Linked DNA regions of Mus musculus: regions 2 and 3 are each linked to region 1. Evidence: chromatin loops called from intact Hi-C (ENCODE). Cell type or tissue: left cerebral cortex. All regions are shown on one strand. Each heading gives the region's core, and the rest is flanking DNA. Links, peaks and the distances in the headings are about the cores only. Region 1 has its middle 52 kb from the start of Gm34921. Region 2 holds the start of Dusp6 (dual specificity phosphatase 6). Region 3 overlaps Gm34983 (a long non-coding RNA gene).

Evidence for each region. A loop is a pair of places that touch in the nucleus more often than their neighbours do. Peaks named below come from ENCODE experiments on the same cell type or tissue, not always from the same donor. Only the 100,000 strongest peaks of a DNase experiment are listed, where the experiment ranks them.
Region 2: a loop joins it to region 1, with 4 times the contacts of the local background. A loop is called at or near these places in 8 of 42 quality-filtered maps.
Region 3: a loop joins it to region 1, with 8 times the contacts of the local background. A loop is called at or near these places in 3 of 42 quality-filtered maps.

What each region holds. Positions count from the first base shown.
Region 1 is chr10:99,319,039-99,326,729 of GRCm38, forward strand. No RefSeq gene overlaps it. Among named protein-coding and RNA genes, the nearest start is that of Gm34921, 52 kb to the left of the region's middle. In left cerebral cortex, for the core only: no CTCF peak of the experiment used is centred there; DNase peaks (open chromatin) are centred at 3,731 and 4,467; H3K27ac peaks cover 1,856 bases.
Region 2 is chr10:99,259,688-99,267,378 of GRCm38, forward strand. It overlaps Dusp6 (dual specificity phosphatase 6), which reads left to right and starts at 3,544. Exons shown (of 3, transcript NM_026268.3): 1 at 3,544-4,404; 2 at 4,857-5,294; 3 at 6,305-7,691. The coding sequence starts at 4,005. The coding sequence ends at 6,612. It overlaps Gm34921 (a long non-coding RNA gene), which reads right to left. Exons shown (of 2, transcript XR_380738.4): 2 at 7,177-7,691. In left cerebral cortex, for the core only: a CTCF peak has its summit at 3,375; DNase peaks (open chromatin) are centred at 2,543, 3,465 and 4,316; H3K4me3 peaks cover 2,500 bases; H3K27ac peaks cover 2,355 bases.
Region 3 is chr10:99,478,018-99,485,708 of GRCm38, forward strand. The region is part of intron 1 of Gm34983 (a long non-coding RNA gene); the gene reads left to right. Among named protein-coding and RNA genes, the nearest start is that of Gm35035, 21 kb to the left of the region's middle. In left cerebral cortex, for the core only: no CTCF peak of the experiment used is centred there; DNase peaks (open chromatin) are centred at 2,731, 3,785 and 4,165; H3K27ac peaks cover 1,256 bases.

The DNA of each region.
Region 1 (7,691 bases), core at 2,655-5,154:
ATTCCAGGGGTCACGAAGGTCTAGCCCTAGAACCTATGGATGTTTGCCTAATATGTTGGATTATAGGAAGCTTGCCTTGGTCGTTGTTAATCTCAGTATAAGATCCTAATCGATTATAACTTGAGAACATTAGGATGTTGGGTTTTAATAAATATTTGCTTGAATGGAATCACCCTGAAAGTTCTGAAACAATGAAAGTACAGTTACTTGTGAATACTTTTATATTGGAATCTGCTGTGTTAATAGAGTGTTAGGGCTTTACAAACAAAGACTTGTTTTCTTACCTTGCCTGTGGCTGGAAATCCAAGATGTCTACTTAAAACTTTTAGTTTATTGCCACTTATAATCGTTCAAATTCTGTTCGTCCTTCCTTCCTTCCTTCCTTCCTTCCTTCCTTCCTTCCTTCCTTCCTTCCTTCCTTCCTCTCTCTCTCTTTCTTTCTATCTATTTATTTAGTGTGTGTGTGTGTGTGTGTGTGTGTGTGTGTGTGTGTGTGTGTGTGTAGGCAAATGTCAACCTCAAGTGTCTTTCCTCAGGCAATATCTATTTCCTTTTCAGAAAGAAGGTCTTCTATTGACTTGGAACTACCAGATTAGACTATCCTGGCTGGCTAGTGAGGCCCCAGGGATCCACCTTCCCAGTGCTGAGATGTATAAGGTTAAATAGCCACATTTAACAGTGAGTTTTGCTGGACTGAACTCAGGTCCTCACACCTGTGTAGCAAGAAGTTGACAGACTGAGCTATCACGCCCAACTCTCACAGGCAATGTTTGCTTTTAAAGCATCAAACACGGCTAGAAAGTTTGCGTTGTGAATATTGATATTATGGAACAATTTGTACTATACTGAATGCTAGTTTGATCCCCCTGATAAGTTACATTCTAAGGAGTACAATCTATGGGAATTTGGGAGTATTTTTCAGGAGAAGCAAAGTTTATTAAGGTGGTTTTATAAAATCATGTCATTTACATACTATGATGGTTCGTTTATGTGACAACTTGAATGGACTAACGGAGACCCAAATAATTGTTAAAACAGTATTATGGGGTATATCTCTAAGGGTGTTTCGGGGAGAAACTATAATTTGAATCATTGGGCTGACTGAAACAAATATTCTTCATCAATGTAGGTAGATACTGTCCAATCTACTAGGGTCCTAAATAGACCAAAAAGTAGAAGAGGGGCAAGTTTACTACTCCCAACATGTATAGTTCATTTTCTTCTGCTCTGGTCCTTGGAGAGTCTGGGTTTTAGACCATTGGACTCTGGGCTTCACACCAGCACCTCCTCCCCCTCCCCAATCCTTCTGTGACTCTCCTGATTCTTTACCCTTCAGAGGCAGTTTGTAGGCCTTTGGGGTTTCCTTAGTCTCATGTGGATGTCACTACGTACTTATTTTAAATTCTGTGAATTGTGGAACTTGTACACAGTTCCACAGTTAGGGATAATCAGCCTCCAGTTTAAGAATACACTTCATAGCCAGGTGCCCAGCATTTGGGAGGCAGAAGCAGGCAGATTTGTGAGTTCAAGGCCAGCCTGGTCTATAGAACAAGTTCCAGTACAGCCAGGGCTAGAGAAATTCCATCTTGAAACACAAAAACAAAACAAAACAACAACAACAAAAAACATAACACCCCTGTATACTCCACTATCAATACCCTAGAGCCTTCATTCATGTTTGGTCTAGATATTAATTTCTGTAAGTGTCCATTGACTAATCTTTTCCTTTTTTTAAGCACATATTCACTGTTTGAAGCTTCTCTCTTTATAATCCTCCTTTTTTGGTGATTGCTTCCTTTGTTCAACATTACAGTTATAAGAGTCATTCACGTTATGGGCAGTAGTAATTTCCTTTATTTCAAAATTTCAAAAGCATTTCATTATATGAGTACTTTATCCGTTGCACTGCTGGTGGATATTTGGACTGTTTCCAAGTTTTGTCTATTATGAATTATACCGCTACGAACACTCTCCAACTGGCCTTCTTCTGAATGTATGTCTATATGCAGCATTCCGGGTCATAGAGTATGAGTTTGTTCAGCCTTACTCTTTCAGCGAGACGAATTTTCTAAGCAGTAGCACTGACTTGCAAACAACCAGATGTGTGTAGATTCTCTAACTGCAACACACACCTGCGAATGTGTGATGCCCTTTCTCACCCCGGGCCAAGTCAGTTTCAACACACACCTTTGTATTACGTACATTATTCATACTGCACAGTGCTTTGAGCCCAAAGAAATGGATAAGATGGAAAGAAAGAGAACCTGGATCCTGGGGTGCACGCCTGTAAGTTCAGCACTGTGGAGGCTGAAACAGGAGAAACTTGAGTTTGGAGCCAGCCATGGATGAAGCAAAAGAAAGAGAGAGGGCAAAAGCTGCCGGAGCTGGGGAGGGGATCTGACTGCATTCTGTTCATCTCTGATGTAACAAGTTGTACTCCTTTGGAGGACAGTTTCCAATGCTTTGATACCCTGATTTGTTGGTTTATAAGGATACCATGTTTGGGTAAATGTAACAAGATGAAAACATGAGGTGAGATATAGGAAAAAAGACCATTCTCTGAAGAGGTGTAAAAACTGGTACTACCCCATTCGTTAAAACATCTTGCTGCCTACACTTTTATGCATCTTCACTTCCTGCATTGATTGCTTCATCTCTAGGACACATCTACCAAAATACTCATGAAAAAGTATCTAAAATGCTTTAGATACTGGCTTGTTTATGTATATGTGTTTGCCTGCCTATCTGTGTGTGCACCAACGCACGAGCAGATGCCTGCTGAGGCCGGAAGAGGGTGGTAGAGGCTCTGGAACGGGGATGACAGGCAGTTATGAGCCTACTCAATGTGAACCCCTCTACTCTGCAAGAGAAGCACCAAGCCATCTCTCAAAAAGCTAAATATGTATATTTATATATACTAGTCTTTGAAGTTAAGTCTTTGGTATTATTACATCACCTCCCCCTTCCCTTCGCTCCCTCCCACCCTTCCCATGTTCCTCCCTCCCCATACTTTCTCAAATTTATGAGTTGCATTTTTAAACTGTTGTTACACACACACACACACACACACACACACACACACACACACACACACATTGTTGAACACATAACTACAAGTTGCTTCGTCTGTGTAATGTTTCTTGCATGTATATGTGTAACCTGGGACCTTTCCCCTGTGCACTCCTTCCCAAATAACAACTCGGAGGCTTATTTATTCATGAATAAATGCCTAGGCCATAAGCTTTGCCCCCCTTCCCACAACTAGCTTGTAACTTATATAGACCATTGACACTATTTTATGTCTGCCACAAGGCTAGTTACATCTCAGGTTTATGCGTCAGACTTCCTCCAAGTCTAGGGCAAATCCCCTGCCTTTATCTCCCAGAGTTCCAGTCTTTCTAGCAGATGTCTCACCTTCTAATTCTACCTCAGCATACTGGCCATCAGCTTTTTATTGACAGGTGATGCTTCCACACAGTACACAAGAGATTCTCTCTATCTATATGGTTTCAGAGCTGGCTACTTGGTATTGGACAGGCAAACTTGAGTGCTCTTCCCTGGGGAAAGACTGTTTCTCCCAGTGCCAGGGTTCATTAGTTGCCTGTCGTTCTCTGTCTAAGGTTGAGACCCCATGAGATTCATGCTAGTCTGTCTATTGGAATCATCCTTCTTTAGGACTTGTGTAGGAGCGATGATGCTGATGAGAGTTCATGGGTGTTGCTGCTCTGACGTTTCTAGGAGGGAAAAAAAAAATCTCACAGCAAACTTCTGGTTCTGGCTCAGGAATCATAGTGGGAGAGAGTGGGAAGACTGAAAAAGTTTTTGTAATTATTTTTTTATTTTTTACTTTTTTATTTAAAAGTGTTTGGAGATTTGAAGAGGAAGAAGTCAAGGTCTTAGCCTCTGAGTTCTTTCTTTCCTTTTATACCTTTTGATCTGATTTAACATATTTTCCTCCTAGAGATGCTGAGGGGGAAGACAAGTGGTTTGCCATCCGTAAAGGCCCAAAGACTTGAGTTCATGCTCTCATAAGAAATGACACCAATGTCCTGACTGAACTATGGTGACAGGGATCCAAATTAGAGACTCAGAGTTGCTGTGAAATTCTGGACCATGGGGTCACCTCTCATCCCTGACTCAGAGTAATGGTGGAGAGGAAAGAGCGACTAGATATTTTCTGAGCAGTGTCTTCAGTTTTCTTCTATCCGCATACCTCATGCTTTTGTTTTTGAGGGGGGCAAAAATCTAGTCTAATAACCTTATGAGGGGAAGGGTTTAAGGCTTCCTCATACTTAAAGCAATGCTCACCTGTGCCATTCTGCTGGCTAACAGTAGCTTCAATAAAAGTTGGCTGTGAGGGAGGCTGCATTGGACGCAGGGAGCTGTGTGTCTCTGGGTTTGCTTGCTAATTCTGTCCGCTACTCCCACTACATGAGCCATCTGGAAGGAGGGAGCAGGCTTCAAGTTAAATTTGGACATCTATGAGGCATGAGATGCGTAGTTGCTCTCCTCATTTGAATTGAAAATTTGATCCAATTCTGGAGACTTCTCAGTTAGCAGCGACCTTCTGGATTGAGCCGTAAATCTGGAACCGACGGGAACATTATTTGCTTTGGTTTAACAGGGCAAAGTGCTGTCTCACACCTAGGAGGAAAGCAGTAGAGGGACACTTGTGTCGCCACCATACCTGTCACTTTCCTTTAAGTGAAGCATCCTGCAGAACTTTAAACATGGCCCTATGCCTGAGTTATCCTTAGTACAACAGTCTGGTAACCTGGACTCTATACAGAGACTTTCTAATGCTGTTCTCATGGTGTCAGCCAAAGCTTCTGTTACAGCATTAGTCAGCTAAGGTCATAGTTTATAGGATGAGAATAAGAGGAAAGTCAAGTGGTGTTGGCACATGCCTCTTATCCCAAAACTTGGGAAACAGGGGCAGGGCAGGATCTCTGAGTTCAAGGCCAACCTCGTCTATATAGTCAGTTCTAGAACAAGCAGAAATAGATAGTGAGACCCAGTCTTGAAGAAACAAAAGAATAAAAAAAAAAACAAAAAAAAACCCAAAACAAACTAACAAACAAAAAACCAAAATAATAAACAAACAAACAAATAAATAAATAAGGAGCAATCAATGCATCGTTGCCAGAGAATGCCAAAGCATGCAATTCCTGCTGCTACTGCGTGACTGACTTAGTGCCCTGTTAACTGCAATTTATACCTACACAGTAGCTAAAGCTAAAAAGCATTAATGAGAGAGCATCAGCAAGAGCTGAGGTTTGCATCAAAAGTATATTTACTTTCCAGAGGTTGCAGCATTAGGTGCTGAAGGAATTTCTACTCCCCTTTGGTCTCTGTGGAGAGTTCTGTGGAGGCTATGCTATTATTTGGCAGTTACTCTCCTGGTAAAACATACCCAAGTCATTACAAAGATGCATGTAATATGTAAAAGGTGGATTCAAGAGAAATTTCATACTCTGCCTCCTCCCTTTCCTGGTGGAAGTAGGGATTGAACCTAGGGCAATGTGCATGCAAATCAAATGTTCTGTCCTGAGCTGTAGCCCCAGATGTAGTTCCTTCTTTTCTAGTAGGACACAGACAACGTGGAATAGATGACACACATAAACTCTACAGAAGAGTCATCACTACAAGCACTCAGAATTTAACAGCTGGAAGGGTAAGTGAAGAATTTCAGCCCATAATCTTTTCTTTGTGCAGATGAGGCAGAGCAAGCTTATAGGAATTGAACCGCATGCCCGCTGTAGCTCCGCCCCCCGCCTCCGCAACCAACTTGTATAAAGTTATGGGGTAAATTTAATTATACAACAAGCAAACACTGAGAAATATAAGAGGAAACTGTGTGCTGGCAGAGTTGAAGCACACATCTTTTAGAAAACACAATTTAAAAAAAAAAATAATGTCGGCCACTTTTCTGAGTTCAAAACAGTGTGGCTATGTCACTGAGAACCACACTTTTTCACATAAGACACAGCTTGATTACAAAATACAACATGTCTAGCAGGCCATTTAGTTATTTATGGATTTAATCAAAACATCCAGCGGGATAGAGACTATCCTGCAGGCATGGTTTTATCCTCCTGTATGGCATTCCTCTCCTATGGAAGAGTGTAGACTCATTACCTAACGTTCCACTGATTCTAAGGTCTACAGTTCTCTCTCTAGTTTGATATCTTTATACTAAGAGACATGCTAAAATTAAAAGAATGTCATAGATCCACATTCTCCTTCTTAATTAATTTTTTAAAAAGAATTTCATCCATGAGTATTGTGTTAGCATCACTTAGCACCTCTCCTGATCTCCTGCAACTCTTCCCATGTCTCCACACCCCCCCCCCCAGATCTCTAACGTCTTCCTTAATTATTGTTTCCCACATATAAACATGTATAGCTATAATCTGATGACATTTAGTGTTTAGTTAGGGATTGGGTAACCTAAGAGGGAGCTTGTCCCAGGAGAACACTGATTCTCCCTTTCTTTGCACTTACTATTTGCCCTAGTCTCTCATGTAGGGGTGGGACATTGTGATATTCCCATCCGTGTTGGCGTGTCAACCGATGTTGTCATTGTGCGGGTCTTGTTTAGGCGACCACATTGTGAGACTTCATGGTCATATGTAGAAGACATTATCTCCCAGCAGACGCACTGGTCCTCTGGCTCTTACAGTTCTTCCACCGCAGTTTCTCTGCAGTTCCTTGAGGCTTAGGTATAGGGCTTATATGGAAGATGTATCAGTGTGTACATGGTCAGTAGTTCTCTCCGTTTTGACTTGTGGGTTTCTGGAATGGCCTCTCTCTGCTATAAAAAGAAGCTTCTTTGATAGGATGTGAGAACTACGCTTACACGTGGGTACACAGTTGAGTATCTAGAATGAAGTAAGGCATGATTCTGGCTTAGGAAAGTAGCTGTAGGAGGTTCTCCTTTCAGGTCCATGGAGACTGGCTATGGATAGTTGGCTAGCTTTACATTATCAAGCCGGAATTGAGCAGGCCTTAAGCCCAATTAGACAGCCATTGTTTAAGTTTTGATTTGACTTCATTTTATTAGAATAGTTTTAAATATAAGGGCTAGGGATGGTTGTACTTGGATAAGCTATTTGGCATTAATTAATTAATTAATTAAGATAGGGTCTCTTTATGTGGCTCTGGGTGTCCTAAAACTTATTATGTAGACTAGGATGATCTCAAACTCAAAGAGATCTGCATGTCTCTGCCTCTCTAGTACTGGGATTAAAGGTATCTGCCCTATACCCTGATTCTACCACCCCTCCCCTTTTGAATTGTATAAAAGGATAATGTTGTCTCCTATTTGAGCTTAATTCTTCCTTGGTATCTTGTCATTTAAACCAAGTACAATGGACCTCCTTAAAACTCTTTAGGGTGAAGGTTTCTGGGGATTTTGTGATTCTCATAGAAACATACATTTGTAGGAAACTACATTCCTCTGGGAAGCATTGGCATTCTCACGTGGGTTGTATTCCAACAGTTTGCTTGTGGCTGCAATGCTTCTTATAAAGATTAAAAAAAAAACCCAAAAACAAGTCAGGCAAATTGGTGCATGCTTACAATACCACATTTGGTCAGAAGGACTTCCACCAAGCTCAAGTTCAGTTTGAAGTGTATAGTGAGCTATTTCACAAAACCCAACCAACCAAACAAAGAAACGAACAAAAATC
Region 2 (7,691 bases), core at 2,414-4,913, 60 kb before region 1:
CATACGGATTTCATTCCTACTACTTCCCTAAAACGTGGAGTGAGAGAAGAAATGAAGTGAGTGAAGAAGTGAAGTGAGGCCCAGGGCTGCCTCCATATTGGTGAGTCATACAGGTAAGGTTTGAATTCAGGCCCATGCTCCTAGCTAAGGAACTGTGAGAGTTAGAACCCACGATACATACCCTAAGGAAGAAAGAACTATTAATCTTGTGAATGGTTGACTAGTGAAGAAAACCACTGGTGTGTGCCACGGAGCCTTACCCTCCCTTAACGTACGTGCAGTGTGTGCAACAGAACCTGTGGTCAAAAGCTGAAATGTACAACTTAGGCAAGTTAAAATCTTTGTGTCTTAGCAGGAAGTAGGAGCTTAATGATCCTTGGACGTGGTCACCTCAATTCTGGCCTCAAGCCCTGAGCACCTTCTCTGCTTTAGTTTAGCCTCGGGTCAATTCCTTCATCTTCCTTACCTAACTTGTGTTAGGTTTTCTAAAGACTGCACAAAATTACTCAGGGAGACACAGAAACAAGGCCGTGTCCACCCTACAGCACCGTTCCATAAACTCTTTCATCTGTCTCGGTGTAATGAGCCGAAAACATTTTTTTAAAATGTGCATTGGTAGTTTGCCTTCATGTATGTTTGTATGAGGGTATGGGATTCTGGAGTTACAGTTGTGAGCTGCCATATGGGGGCTGAGATTTGAACCCGGGTCCTCTGGAAGAACAATCAGTGCCCTTAGCCGCTGAAACATCTCTCCAGCCCCTGTAAACCAACTTTTTAAAAGGCAACCTCAAGAAGTTAAGACATCCCAGTCCACCAAGGTAACCTGGGTAAGGTGTCATTTGAGCTGGAGTAGGACATCTCTCTCCTGCTTTGCCCCATTATTAAACTAGAGTGAATTAAACTGTTCTGAGCAGACCTTTGAGGGGTTAGCTGCAAGTGAGGAACCTGGCAGGCTATCAAGCAGACTTAAAAGGGAGTGTTTGGGGCAGGAAATTAAAAAACAAAACAAAACAACAACAAAAAACCAACCAAACAAAAAAAGCAAACAAACAAACAAAAAAATCCGACCTTGGCCAAAAAACCTCCCAAAGTGCTCAAGCCATTTTGCAGGTTAGCTCAAAAACATATAAGCATATCAGCTAACGGGCATGACATTCCCACACATGGTGCCCACTTAATATTACAAAGACCCTGTAAAATACAAGAAAGATGACAAGGAGAAAAAACTGTAACTGGATATAGTTAGATCGAAAGGTCAAATTTCCTGAAGGAAGTGGGAAAAAATTCAGACTCAGAAACATAGGTACAAATGCTTAGAGCTCTCCACCAGTGTGCAAAGATATTATTATCAACCTCCCAACTGTCTGGTGCTTCACTTCAAATTTTGGTAAAGAAAAACCCAACCTGCTTCCCTCTTCTGTTTGGAGGTTGAGGCTTGTCCTTCACGTTTCCGCGGAGCACCCCACTTCCCTCCTCCTAACCATTGGTCCCACAGACTGAAATGTCTCAGGGTGGGAAAACCTGTAACAGATGGGGAAGGATCTGGGGGCGTCAGCTGCAGCACAGGCCTACCCCAGCGGGAGTTGGAAGCTAGCCAATGAAATATGGGCGTTTTGTTCCCAGTGCTGCCCAAAAAAGGCGCGGAGAGAGGTTGGAGGCAACCCCCATTTTCATCAAAACGCTCCTTCTGGGGCGCCTGCCTGCGGGAGGGCTCCAAAATTGGCTACTTGGACCTCCAAGTCGCCCTGTTTTAGCCCACATTTCCCAAACCCCGGAAGAGGCGGGTGATTAAAAATGCAAATTGCTTTGCGGGCGACAGTAGGTAGGACCCGGCTGCGAGGCGCTGGGCTGGGGAGATCCCGTGACCTTAGACGCCCTCCGCGCCCCGGATTCGGGAAGGGCCGCAGCCGGCGCTTCCGCCTCCCGGTCGCGGCCGGACAAAGCCCAGCTCCTTTCCCTGGGACCCGAGGGGCTGACCGGATCGGGACGCGCGCCTTCCGCAGGGCCCGCCGTCGCCGCACACAGGTGGTTTTCCGTCCGGGAGGGGCGGCCTCTGCACTTTTATATAACAATAGAACCGAGCGCGCCGGGGATGCGCTCTTGTCGCCGTCGCGGCCCCCGCCGGCCACGCCTCCATCCGGCTCCGGTGCCGCCTCCGTCCTGAGTTGCCTGCGGGTGGTGCCCATGAGACTTCCCAACCCTAACTCTGGAACCATGGGGTCCAGACAGGGACACCTCTGGCTCCTTTTCCGCTCCAGGTCTCTCACTAGGCGACGGTTCCGCGACGGCCTTACAAGCGATCACGGGGTCGTCGCGTGTCCTGCCCCCCCCCCCCCATCCCCCAGAGCAGCAATGCTGCGGCCAAAGCGCAGCGCGCAAGCGCGTTTGGAGCTGCTAGCGTGCTCCTTGCGGGGCCCGGGGACCGCTGCAGCCTAGAAAGGATAGGGGACCGGCCTCTGTCCACAACCGCCACTGTTTACGCTTGAGTTCCCGCAGGCTTGCAGGTCTCCGGGGTGCAGGAAACGTTGGTGAGGCCTGTCGTCCCAGGCACCTAACCTAGGCTGCCTTGCCAGACCGGTTCCTCTTAGAAACCAAACTCTGCTCTTGGCTCCAGATCGTTAAAGGAGCTCGACTCCCCAGGCTCGATGGGTGACCGGTGATGGTGGTGGGGAGCAAGATCTCCGGAACAATGGCTCAGAATGCCCCCACTTCACCGGAGCAGAAGAAAAGTGCAGGGATAGCTGACAAGGTTTTGGGTGCTTACACCACCCGCCCCCCCCCCTCCGCTGCCGCCAAGAAAGTTGAGAAAGCCCGGGGTTGGGGCGCTTCTGGTTTTCTGGACAACCAAACGCTTGTTTGCTTAGTTGCTTTAAAATGTTTCAACAAAACACTAGTTTGTTTCTAGAGATGTTGGATTAGCATTTAACACTTCGTTGGGTCGCTAAAGCCCAGGCAGTCCACCAGTCCCAACACAGCCTCGCCTAAAAGGACATTAGAACAAACAGAACTAGACTTTTAAAAGAGCCAAACAAATGCCACACACGATCTAAAGGAGGACCGGGTTGGGGGTGGGGGAGCAGGGGCGGCGCTATGGCGGGCTTGGATCTAGCGTTAAAGAGAATTAAAAAGGGGGAAAACCCCTCAAGTTTTATTAAGGCTAACTTAAGATTGTAAGCGTCGCGAATAAGGGCTTTTGTGCTTGCTAATTGCACTACTGGTGCGCAAGAGTTAGACGCGAAGTGTGAACTCTAAACAGAAGGAAACACGAGACAACTTTAGTGCCCTGGTTTATGTGCCCTGCTCCTCCTCCACCGCCGCCTCCTCTTCTTTCTCCTTCCTCCCGCCGAGCCCGCAGTTGCAGCTTGTTTGCACTGGGGCTTATCCGGAGCGGAAATTCCTTTCCGTTTTTGTGAATGACAAACTCATTAACAATTCATCAACACAACCTGTTCCAGCCGGCCCGTCCCCACGGCAACAGCCCCTTCCGCAGCGCGCTCATTGGCTGACCGAGAGAATGTATCCATTGAGACGCTGGCTGTTTGTATCCATTGAGGAGCTGCCTCGCACAGGGGGTGTGCTCTCGCGGAGTCCTAGGGACTGTGAGCAAACCCAGTCTTGAATAATCCGGCGAGAAACACCGGGTTGGATCCGAGGTGCAGCCTCAGAGGGAAGGATTAAGAGCCGCTAGACTTTTTTTCTTTTCCCTTTTTCTCCTCTCAGTGGCACGGAGTCCGAATTAATTGGATTTCATTCACTGGGTAGGAACAAAACTGGGCACCTTCATTCAGAGAGAGAGATTCATTGACTCGGAGAGTGATCTGGTGCAGAGGGACCACCGACTTGACTTCTGTGTCGCTTTCCCTAACCGCTAGCCTCGGCTTGGGAAAGGCGAGGCGGAATCAAACCCCGCTCCGAGAGCGGGAGCTTCGCGCAGCGTGCTCGGCCTATGCCTGCCTCGAGGGGCGTCTGCTAGGCACCCCGCCTTCTCCTGCAGCTCGACCCCCATGATAGATACGCTCAGACCCGTGCCCTTCGCGTCGGAAATGGCGATCTGCAAGACGGTGTCGTGGCTCAACGAGCAGCTGGAGCTGGGCAACGAACGGCTTCTGCTGATGGACTGCCGACCACAGGAGCTGTACGAGTCGTCACACATCGAATCTGCCATTAATGTGGCCATCCCCGGCATCATGCTGCGGCGTCTGCAGAAGGGCAACCTGCCCGTGCGTGCGCTCTTCACGCGCTGCGAGGACCGGGACCGCTTTACCAGGCGCTGCGGCACCGACACCGTGGTGCTGTACGACGAGAATAGCAGCGACTGGAATGAGAACACTGGTGGAGAGTCGGTCCTCGGGCTGCTGCTCAAGAAACTCAAAGACGAGGGCTGCCGGGCGTTCTACCTGGAAGGTATGTTGTGCGCCCCGGGTGCAGGGCTCCGGGCTGGGACTGCAGGCTGGGGAAAATGTTAGCGAGGTAGCGATCGCCGCTTGCATTGCGCTTAGGGGAGCTAGCTGGGCCACCGTGGTAGCTTCTCCTTCAAGGGTTAATCAGGCACCTTTCTTTGGGTAGGTGTAGGATTAAGGTTCACAAGAGCTGGAAACGTAGTTCAGGGTGCAGCTTGGCACCTCGCAGCTCCTCGAAATATTAAGAAAAGTAATCTTGTGCATTTCCAGATTCAGGAGAATAAGTGTTCCCAGGGTAAGCAGCGGGTAGTGTTCCTAAAGGTGCGCATTGAAGCGTGCTTCTACCACTGCCGGGGGTTCCTAGGGTGCCTGTCCATAGTGTTCTTTGTGCTTCTCACTAGCTGTAAATTACTACAGCTTCTCCGGTTACAAGATTGCTTTTCTTGTTTCTGGCAGGTGGCTTCAGTAAGTTCCAGGCCGAGTTCGCCCTGCACTGCGAGACCAATCTAGACGGCTCGTGCAGCAGCAGTTCCCCGCCTTTGCCAGTGCTGGGGCTCGGGGGCCTGCGGATCAGCTCGGACTCTTCCTCGGACATTGAGTCTGACCTTGACCGAGACCCCAATAGTGCAACGGACTCTGATGGCAGCCCGCTGTCCAACAGCCAGCCTTCCTTCCCGGTGGAGATTTTGCCCTTCCTTTACCTGGGCTGTGCCAAGGACTCGACCAACTTGGACGTGTTGGAAGAGTTTGGCATCAAGTACATCTTGAATGTCACCCCCAATTTGCCCAATCTGTTTGAGAATGCGGGCGAGTTCAAATACAAGCAAATTCCTATCTCGGATCACTGGAGCCAAAACCTGTCCCAGTTTTTCCCTGAGGCCATTTCTTTCATAGGTGAGACTAATTTACAGTCATTCATAGAGTTGAAGATCTTAATCTGTTTTCCTGCAGGCTGTTTTGCTGGACTGCAGGTCTTCTACTGTCTTTAAGAGTGTTAATTCTTGTTTACCTTCTTGCTTAAAGGGAAAACAGGGCCCGTTGACGTAGCAGATCGGGGGACTATTTGAGCCATTTAATTCATACTTTTAAAAGGAGGCTGTTCCAATCAGCCATGTTTTCCTTATCTCTAGACGACAGGATGTGAGAGGAGAGTGAGTTAAAAGCACTCACTTGCAGACAAGAATTCTAGTATTGCATTATAATTAAAAAAATATATCTAGGAGTTATTTTAGGACACCCAAGTTAGTTGTTGGAAAGCAGTTTGAATACTAGCTGTTACCTAGCTGAGTGATACTGCAGGGTACTGGTTACTGTGAGCCTCTGGGTAACCTGATCCCCCGCAGGAAGGACTGTGGGCTGAGAGCCTAAGAGAAGCGAAGCTCCAGGCATTGTAGTGCATTTCCTATTACAAAGGAACTCATTTTCAGGCCATGTAGACATCCTGTTCCTTCTAATGGGCTGTCCCCTGTGACTTCCCTCTCTCTTTTAAAATGCCTGAATACCCCCATTGTTAGCTGCACAACAGTTGGGAGAATAATTTAATAGACCCTTGCAGTCTGCTTGGTCTGTATGAGAGGCATTCAGGACCGGATTGCAGGGTTTCTGGTATTCACAAGTTGAGGCAAGGAATGTACACACATTAAGGAGTTTTTTTGTTGTTAGAAACTTACTACAAAAGCTCCCTTTACAGGAAATAATCTGAAATATGTGATTGTGTTCAGTGTGCATGTTTATCTCCCGTTATACATTTTCTGGTGCCTTCGGGGGCTTAGTTGCCACATATAATTGTTGTTTACTATTCCTTCTGAATTCAGACTTCAGGCTAAGCATTTTGCAAAGGCTTGGTTCCTTTTTTTTTTTCCAGTCTAGTGAACTCTTGCCTTTTTTTGTGTGTGTTCCCGCAGATGAAGCCCGAGGCAAAAACTGTGGTGTCCTGGTGCATTGCTTGGCAGGTATCAGCCGCTCTGTCACCGTGACAGTGGCGTACCTCATGCAGAAGCTCAACCTGTCCATGAACGATGCTTACGACATTGTTAAGATGAAGAAGTCCAACATCTCCCCCAACTTCAACTTCATGGGCCAGCTGCTTGACTTCGAAAGGACCCTGGGACTGAGCAGCCCTTGTGACAACCGTGTCCCCACTCCGCAGCTGTACTTCACCACGCCCTCCAACCAGAACGTCTACCAGGTGGACTCCCTGCAGTCTACGTGAAAGGCACCCACCTCTCCTAGCCGGGAGTTGTCCCCATTCCTTCAGTTCCTCTTGAGCAGCATCGACCAGGCTGCTTTCTTTCTGTGTGTGGCCCCGGGTGTCAAAAGTGTCACCAGCTGTCTGTGTTAGACAAGGTTGCCAAGTGCAAAATTGGTTATTACGGAGGGAGAGATTTGCTCCATTCATTGTTTTTTTGGAAGGACAGGACATGCTGTCTCTAGATCCAGCAATAGGTTTGCTTCTGTACCCCAGCCTACCCAAGCAGGGACTGGACATCCATCCAGATAGAGGGTAGCATAGGAATAGGGACAGGAGCATCTGTTCTTTAAGGCCTTGTATGGCTGTTTCCTGTTGCATCTGGAACTAACTATATATATTGTCTTCAGTGAAGACTGATTCAACTTTGGGTATAGTGGAGCCAAAGAGATTTTTAGCTCTGTATTTGCGGTATCGGTTTAGAAGACAAAAAAAATTAAAACCTGATACTTTTATCTGATTATTGTAAATATTTGATCTTCAATCACTTGACAGTGTTTGTTTGGCTTGTATTTGTTTTTTATCTTTGGGCTTAAAAGAGATCCAAAGAGAGAAAGAGCAGTATGCCACTTCTTAGAACAAAAGTATAAGGAAAAAAATGTTCTTTTTAATCCAAAGGGTATATTTGCAGCATGCTTGACCTTGATGTACCAATTCTGACGGCATTTTCGTGGATATTATTATCACTAAGACTTTGTTATGATGAGGTCTTCAGTCTCTTTCATATATCTTCCTTGTAACTTTTTTTTTCCTCTTAATGTAGTTTTGACTCTGCCTTACCTTTGTAAATATTTGGCTTACAGTGTCTCAAGGGGTATTTTGGAAAGACACCAAAATTGTGGGTTCACTTTTTTTTTTTTTTTTAAATAACTTCAGCTGTGCTAAACAGCATATTACCTCTGTACAAAATTCTTCAGGGAGTGTCACCTCAAATGCAATACTTTGGGTTGGTTTCTTTCCTTTTAAAAAAAAATACGAAACTGGAAGTGTGTGTATGTGTGCGAGTATGAGCGCCCATTTGGTGGATGCAACAGGTTGAGAGG
Region 3 (7,691 bases), core at 1,777-4,276, 160 kb after region 1:
CTATATTCATTTATTCTGCCCCCAGTATTTGCTAAGTGCCTACTGCCTGCCAAGGCTGTGGATGCGATAAGGCATAACGGCTCAATCTTCAGGAACACCTTTGTGCTTCTAGCTAGCCTTCTTTAGTAATTCATTACATAGTGCTTGATGTTGAATTACATTTCCATTTCTGAGTAAACATTTGGCTCAATGAACACTCAGTCCCTGATGCTTGATAGCTTAGCTGACTCCTCCTTCACCGTGTTTACAAACTCCATTTATATACATGACTATTTCCTCCCCACCCCCCAACTCACTGATGGGACACAATCTCCTGCCAACGTACCCAGTACTGCCATCTTTCCATGTCATGAGGGAACATAATTTGCTGTATTCTTCCAACTACAATAACTACCTGCTTCATTTTTTTTTTTTTTTTTTTTTGGGGAATACAAGTGAGTCTTGATTTATTTTTAAAAATTTTTGTTTAGATTTATTCATTTTATTTTGTGTGTGTGTTTGTCTGCATGTATGTTTATGTGCCATGTGCATACGTGGTGGTGCCTTTGAATGTCAGAAGAAGGATTAAGATCCCTTGGAACTAGAGTTACAGAGGGCTATGAACTACCATGTTAGGAACTAAACTCACATCCTCTGTAAAGTCAACAAGTGCTCTTGACCACCAAGCCACCCTTCTAGTCCTGAATGTTCTTTCTTAAATATCATAAACTGATGACAACTCTGAATTGACCATTATGTCTACAGAATCCTGCAAAATTCAAATCTAGTCCTTACCATTTGTGCTGGTTTGAGTGAGAATGGTCCCATAGACTTACACATAACTGCTTGGTCCACATTGGTGGGATTGTTTGGGAAGGATTAGGAGGTGTGGCCTTGTTGGAGGAGATGTGTCATTAGGGGTGGGCTTTGAGGTTTCAAAAGTCCACACCATTCTCAGTTGTTTCTCTCTCTGTGCCTTGTGGGTATATTTCTTTCTTTCCCTTTTTATTTTTAAAGATTTATTTATTTATTATATGTAAGTACACTGTAGCTGTCTCCAGACATCCCAGAAGAGGGCATCAGATCTCATTACGGATGGTTGTAAGCCATCATGTGGTTGCTGGGATTTGAACTCACGACCTTCAGAAGAGCAATCTGTGCTCTTAACTACTGAGCCATCTCTTCAGCCCCTTGTGGTTGTATTTCAACCTTTCAGCCACTGCTCCAGGGCCATGCCCGTCTTCTTGCTGTCATACTCCCTGCCATGATGAACATGAACTCACCCTCTGAAACTACAAGCACATCCAACTAAATGCTCTCTTTTATAGTTGCCTTGGTCATGGTGTCTCTTCACAGCAATAGAAACATAACTAAGCCACATGCATGAGCAAAATCATTAATAACTCTGTAGACATGAAAGTAACTTGTACATATTTCCATAACATTGATAATTGCTAATATGTGTTACTCTGGATCTTTCTCATAGTCAGTGGATTTTGCTAAACTTATGTTGAACTCCTGTTGTAAGTCGTTGGAGTGCAGAGCTACAATATCTATTGAAAAATTTCCTCTAGGCGCAGCTCCCACATACGGAAAAGGGTTGCTGGGAAACGTCAGTCTCATGCTTGTACTGGCAAGGGAAGGCAGAATCAATATGATACAAATCACATACCATGGTGTATATTTTTTTCAGAATGAGTAGAAAACAATCTAGGTGTGTTTGAATAAACTTTATGCCATTTATTCACTTTTAAGTGATAAAACCAATGTACAGAAAAGTTAATCAACTTGTTTAAAAAGTTGCTTGGTGCTAAGTTAGAATGTCAAGGTTCAAGGCCAGTGATTAGGGACAACATAATGCTTTTTTTGCTGAAGCCGCTTTTCATTGTGTGTGTGTGAACTGGGTTCCATTTATAGCTTTTCTATTTCTAAATCAGGCTATTTTTAAAAATCAAAGACCCCGTTCTTCAACAATCTCTTCTCTTTTTCCAAACCTGCTGTGATGGTTTTGAAACTCCATTCAACTGCCTTAACTAGGGCCACTTGACCTGAGTGGTCCTCAAACGTAAACACGCATCAGAGTCAGTTGGAGGCCTGGCTAAAGTGCAGGTTCTTTGGCCTTATCCTTTAAATTTCTTACCTGGTGGCTCTCCATGATGTGTGTATAAGATTCTGTATCTCCAGAGCTGGGGTGAACTGCTTGCTGTCCAAGCATGGGTATCTGAATTTAATCCCCATAATCCACGTAAAAAGTTAGGCATGGTGGTAGATGCTTGTCTTCTCAGCACTGTGACAGTGGAGACAGGCCGATCTCTCTGGGCTTCCTCATTGGCTATTCTAGCTTCATAGCCTACCTTCAGACTCCTGTAAGAGACCCTGTCTCAAAGGGCAAGGTGGACAGTTCCTGGAGAATATTTGATGGTGACTTCTGGATATACCCCACAGGCATCTCCCACCCAAAATACACATACATGCACACCTGTATTCTTTATTTCTAAGACGTTTCCAGAAGTCACTGTTTGTTGGGGGGTATTTTGGAACTCTAAGTCTACGTGAAACTGGCTTGACAACACCTTGATGAACAGGCTGTCTAATGGCTCTTGTTTCTTTGTTCTCAATGCTTTAGCCAGTGAAATGTAGTAAGTTAGCAGATATTCACCCATCTAAAAACTCGGTTGTCCTGTACAGTCATCCGTCACTGGCTGCCACATGGATATCAATGTGAGAATGACTACATATCTGCACAGATGGCTTGTGAGTCAGCCTGGAACAAGAGAGGAGCAACTTAGCATGTCTGATTAGTATTCGTGGCTCCTCAGGCCCAGCCTGCCTTCTTCTTCTTTCAACAAAATAACGCTAGGAATGCCAATGAAAATAAGACAGCCATAAAATGATATGCCATGAGGTTTTGCATGTCTCCAATATTTAAAGAAGCAGGACTACCATATCTCACTAGTAGTCAGAATGCTTATGTGCAACATGGATTCCAAGTTAGAGAATATAAGTATAGCATACATGAATATAAGGTCTTGAGGAGCCTTCAGATTTTTAGAGGACTTGTAAGTACCCAGAGCCCATGCAGAATCCCCTGGAAGGAATGTGAGTTAGCTCTGCAGCCTGTATTCTAAAGGACAGCATTGTAGAAGGAGATTACATTGATTGTTGAATGGTCAGTCTGCTGTGGATATCTGCTATGACTATCTTGACCAAATCGTGGTTTATTCTTTAGTTTCTAAACTGAAAGCTTGTAAAATATCAGTTCTTGGCTTTACATATTCATATAAGGATATTGACATATTAATCTGAAAAGTTGGGGAAATACAATTCACTAGGATGCTGTTGGAGCCTAACTTTGCATTCTTGAGATCTGAGAATTCATTAAGATTTTCAACTTGAATATTATAAAGATAATCTGGTAAAAATTACAACCAATACTGATTCCTTTGGTACTAATGATGACCTCAGTGCTTTAACTTAAAGCAATATATTTCTAAGGTATGGGGCAATTTAGTGGAATTTTGAGAATGTTTGATTCTATGCATGATTAATTCTGAGAATTCACTGTACTATTAGTTATTTTATAGCATATATTGAGTTTAAAAGACATGGCTTTAGTAGTCGGCAAATCTGATGAATTGAAAGAATGAGGCATCTCAGCTTACTTAAATCTATGCATTTTTCAAATAGCCCCAGACCAGTGCAGGCTAAGAGATGCTGAATAGAATCTGAGGCAGGAGCATCCTGTGTGGGTTCCTCCAGTTTCTTCCAAGCAGTGCTCTCTCACTGGTAGCTGTGCCACTGTGGGAAACATGAAAATGTTAAAACATGGGCTCAACACTTATGCTCAGAGAAAGTGAGAGACTCTTTCTCGCTAAGGTGCTGGACAAAAACAATCAAAATGAGCATGGGGTGTTCACTCAGTCCTATTTAACCATTTTCCCATCTGAGTCCTGTGTCCAGGTGGTTATAGCATCTCTTCCCTGGGCCATGAAAAGGAAGTAAGAGGAAGGCCCACTCCTGGTTCTGGATAATATCTAGAGGTCAAGCACAGCCCTTCTGGCTCACAGGTATAGGAAGTACCAGCATCTGTTGTGATCGAAGCCAAGGGTGACTCTCTACATGTTGGATGTCTCCAGTCTTTCGGAGGATTATGTAGAAGCTTGGCTCATTGGAGGCTGGGAAGTTGGGAGGCACTATTTTTATGTCACAGTTGTTTTGTGGGTGGACCCTACCATGTTCATCTCTTGCTAAAAGTGAAGCTCCTGGAAAGTTGCTGAGGTCTGTTCAATTTATTTACTGATTGATGATTGATTGATCTGAGGAGAGAATGACAGGGTCTTGGTTCCAAATGGCACGCCAGCTGTTATCTAGTCCAACTCATATCTAGAATGTCAGTCTTTTATACCAGCCTAATTTTACTTCTGAAAACCAAATGAAATGCATAGCCATGGGATTATTTGCGAGAATTGAAGATAGAATCCATGAAGCCTGGTAAATTTTGTTTTCTTTATATCACTCCTGAGTAAACCATTCAAGGCTTGGTGTTGATCATGCTCTGATCAGAGAAGAGACACTGGTGTTTATACAAAATGATAGCATCCAATGAATTCTTAAAGCGCTATTGCACTCTGTATAATAACAGAATGAGTCTATTGATTTATAGAGATACCTTCTGCTTATCCCTCATTAGGAAGCAGGAGAGTTTTGTTAGGACTAGCTCATGTTACACATAATTGGATGATCATCCAAGTTAATGAAAAGTGTATAGAATACAGATGGCTTCAGCTAATCTTGGTTCGCTACCCTCTATATGATTCTTAGAAAAACCATTTGACTTCTTTGGAACTGGAGTTATTTTTGAAATAAGAAACTGATCTAGATAGTCAACTTCTCAACTATTGGTATAAATAGTGCAGGTTCCAACCAATCAAAACCAACACCATTCTTGAAAAATTTAACCAAAGGAACTAAAATATCCTAGAAGAATGTCCCTATAAAACCTCTCTTATGTGAGGTGCGCACAGTAACAACCCACAGCATTAACCTGCATGGCTTGGATACACCCTCACTAGTCTCTCCTCACATGAAGCTTCCGGCTGATGATGCTGGGGTATTTCTGGAAACTGCATTGCAAATAAATATCAGAAGAAATAATCATTCTCTGTAAAAACAGTCTTGGAACAAAGAACAGGAGTTGTCAGTTTAGGATACGTGTATCTCCCCAGGTTTGTCTGTAAAACAGATCGTAAAATAACGTAGAGAGTGGATGGATGCTAAAACGGCAAGCAATCTGTATGGCCACGAAAGAGGCCATTTCTGGAGCCGTATTCAAAAGCTTGTCACGTTTCATTATATTTCTAAACGCCTCCACATTGAAGAGAGGACAATTGTGTGCCTGTAGGTGAGTCCGAATGCTATCCTTAGTGAGGTCTAGAGATAAGAGCCGCAAGGAGACCAGAATCCATTTAGGATGAATTGGGCAGAATAATTCTAAATTATGGCATTGAAATTCCCACTTCATGTAGAGGAAGGAGATAAGGTAAAACACTCCAGTTAATGGAACATGAGCTACTAATTTCCTGAGGAAGACAAAGGGAGGGGAGTCTACTGCTCTCACATCCAATGAATAAATTTTTTTTCAGTCTCTGGGTTGACAAGGGGAGACTGTACCATGGGAGAAAATGATAGGAGAGGCAGCCTAGGATCAAAACAGGTAACAATGGGAGACAAACAATGACTCTTATCTCTCCCACAGGTGAGTTCAGCTTCCTGGCTTTCCACAATCTTACTGACCAATGAACGAGGTGGGCTCCTTGACCACAGATGCATCTAATTTCTCTCTCTCTCCCACCATGCATTTTAATCATTTGTGAGTAGTTCTCTCTCTCTCTCTCTCTCTCTCTCTCTCTCTCTCTCTCTCTCTCTCTCTCTCTCTCTGACATTCTTTAATATTTACCGGAAAAGTGGTGTCTTTGTCAAATGAATGAACATGGACCCTTCGCCACGCTGATTCCCTGAGGATGTGAACAGGGGCACTGAGTACTGTGGACCTGTCCAGTCCTTTAAGATGTAAAAGGCACTATGGTTCAAATGGTCTATCTCCCTGGCAGTCTCCTCTCTGTTCCCCTTCTGAGGTCTCACCAGACTTACGGCTCTTTACCATGGAGAGGTGGACCCCTTTCTGTTAGAGGAAGGAGATGGAGTGAGGTGGCATCGTGACCTCTGAAGACGCTTCTTATGTCTCTTCTAAGGAGAGTTCTTTTCCTTAGAGGCCAGACTCCACCCCCTACACCTGAAGATTTGTTTCTCTGGACTGGATAAAAGACACAGGAGAAGGAACCATAGGATTTTATGTTTGAAAGGCTAGCTAGCCTTGTCCACACCCTCTTGCTGAACCTATTACTTCTGTTTTCAACATCCTTGAATAATCTGACTCTCCCCCCTCCCATCTTCTCCTTTCCCCTTCCCTCTTCTCCTCTCCCCTCCTCTCCTCTCTCCTCCCCCCCTCTTTCCTCCCCTCCTGTCTTCCTTCCACTTTCTCTAAGATTCCTTTTTTCTTGCACATGCTACCAGGAAAAATTTCTTGATTATATTGTTGAATTGCAGTTAGGTTTCAGGGAAGTTGTGGAGAGATGGATTTGCAGTAAGTAACTTTGAGACCTAACTAAGCTGTCTGTGAGGCCTTCCTTCTTCCAGGTATATTTATAACTCAGGTTGTAGAGTGGGGAGATAGTTTAGTTCACCAGTTCTCAACCTGTGCACACAACCCCTCTGGGGTCAAATGACTCTTTCACAGGGGTCACATATCAGATATCCTGCATATCAGATATTTATATTATACCAAATAACTAACAAAATTATGGTTATAAAGTAGCAACAAAGATAATTTTTATGGTTAGGGGTCACCACCATATGAGGAACTGTCTTAAAAGGATCACAACTTTAGGCAGGTTGAGAAGCACTGACTTAGTTGGTAAAGTGCTTGCCTTGTTTTTTTGATACTCAAAACCAATGTTAAACAAACAAAAACCAGCTGGACATGGGAGCATATGATCCTCTTGATCAGTGGGATCCTGGGATTTGAGTACTTTTTAGTGCTCTGGACATTTGAGCTGTGATGCTTTACAAACCATTGTGACACCAACCATTCTTTGTAGATTCTGGAGCTGGGAAAACAGAGATAGGTAGGTCTCTACAAGTCAGCCAGCTTAGCCTACTTGGCAAATGATGTGATCATTAGCTACATCCTCATCTCCACACTCACAGGCCCTGATGTGAATACCCCTCCCCCCTACATGAACACACACACACACACACACACACACACACTGCCTCCTATCTCTGATCCTTCTTCCTTGTCATTCTGATGTAACATGGCTCTAAGTAGTACAAATTCTTTTTTTCCTTTGAGACAGGGTTTCTCTGTGTAGCCTTGCTTTACTGGGACTCACTCTGTAGACTAGGCTGGCCTCAAACTCAAAGATCTGCCTTTCTGCCTCCCTATTGCTGGAATTAAAGGAGTGTGTCACCCTGGCCGGGCAGTAGTTCTTTATGATAGAAATGAACCTGGCCTTTAGGAAGTAGGATTATGATTCACAGTGTAACTAGGAAAGACTCTTTAGACCATGTACAAAACATAGTAGACTAGGTAAAGGAGCCTTTTGTGGTAGTTCCTTCCTGCCTTGGCTAAAATTCAAGTTTGTTACTAGGAG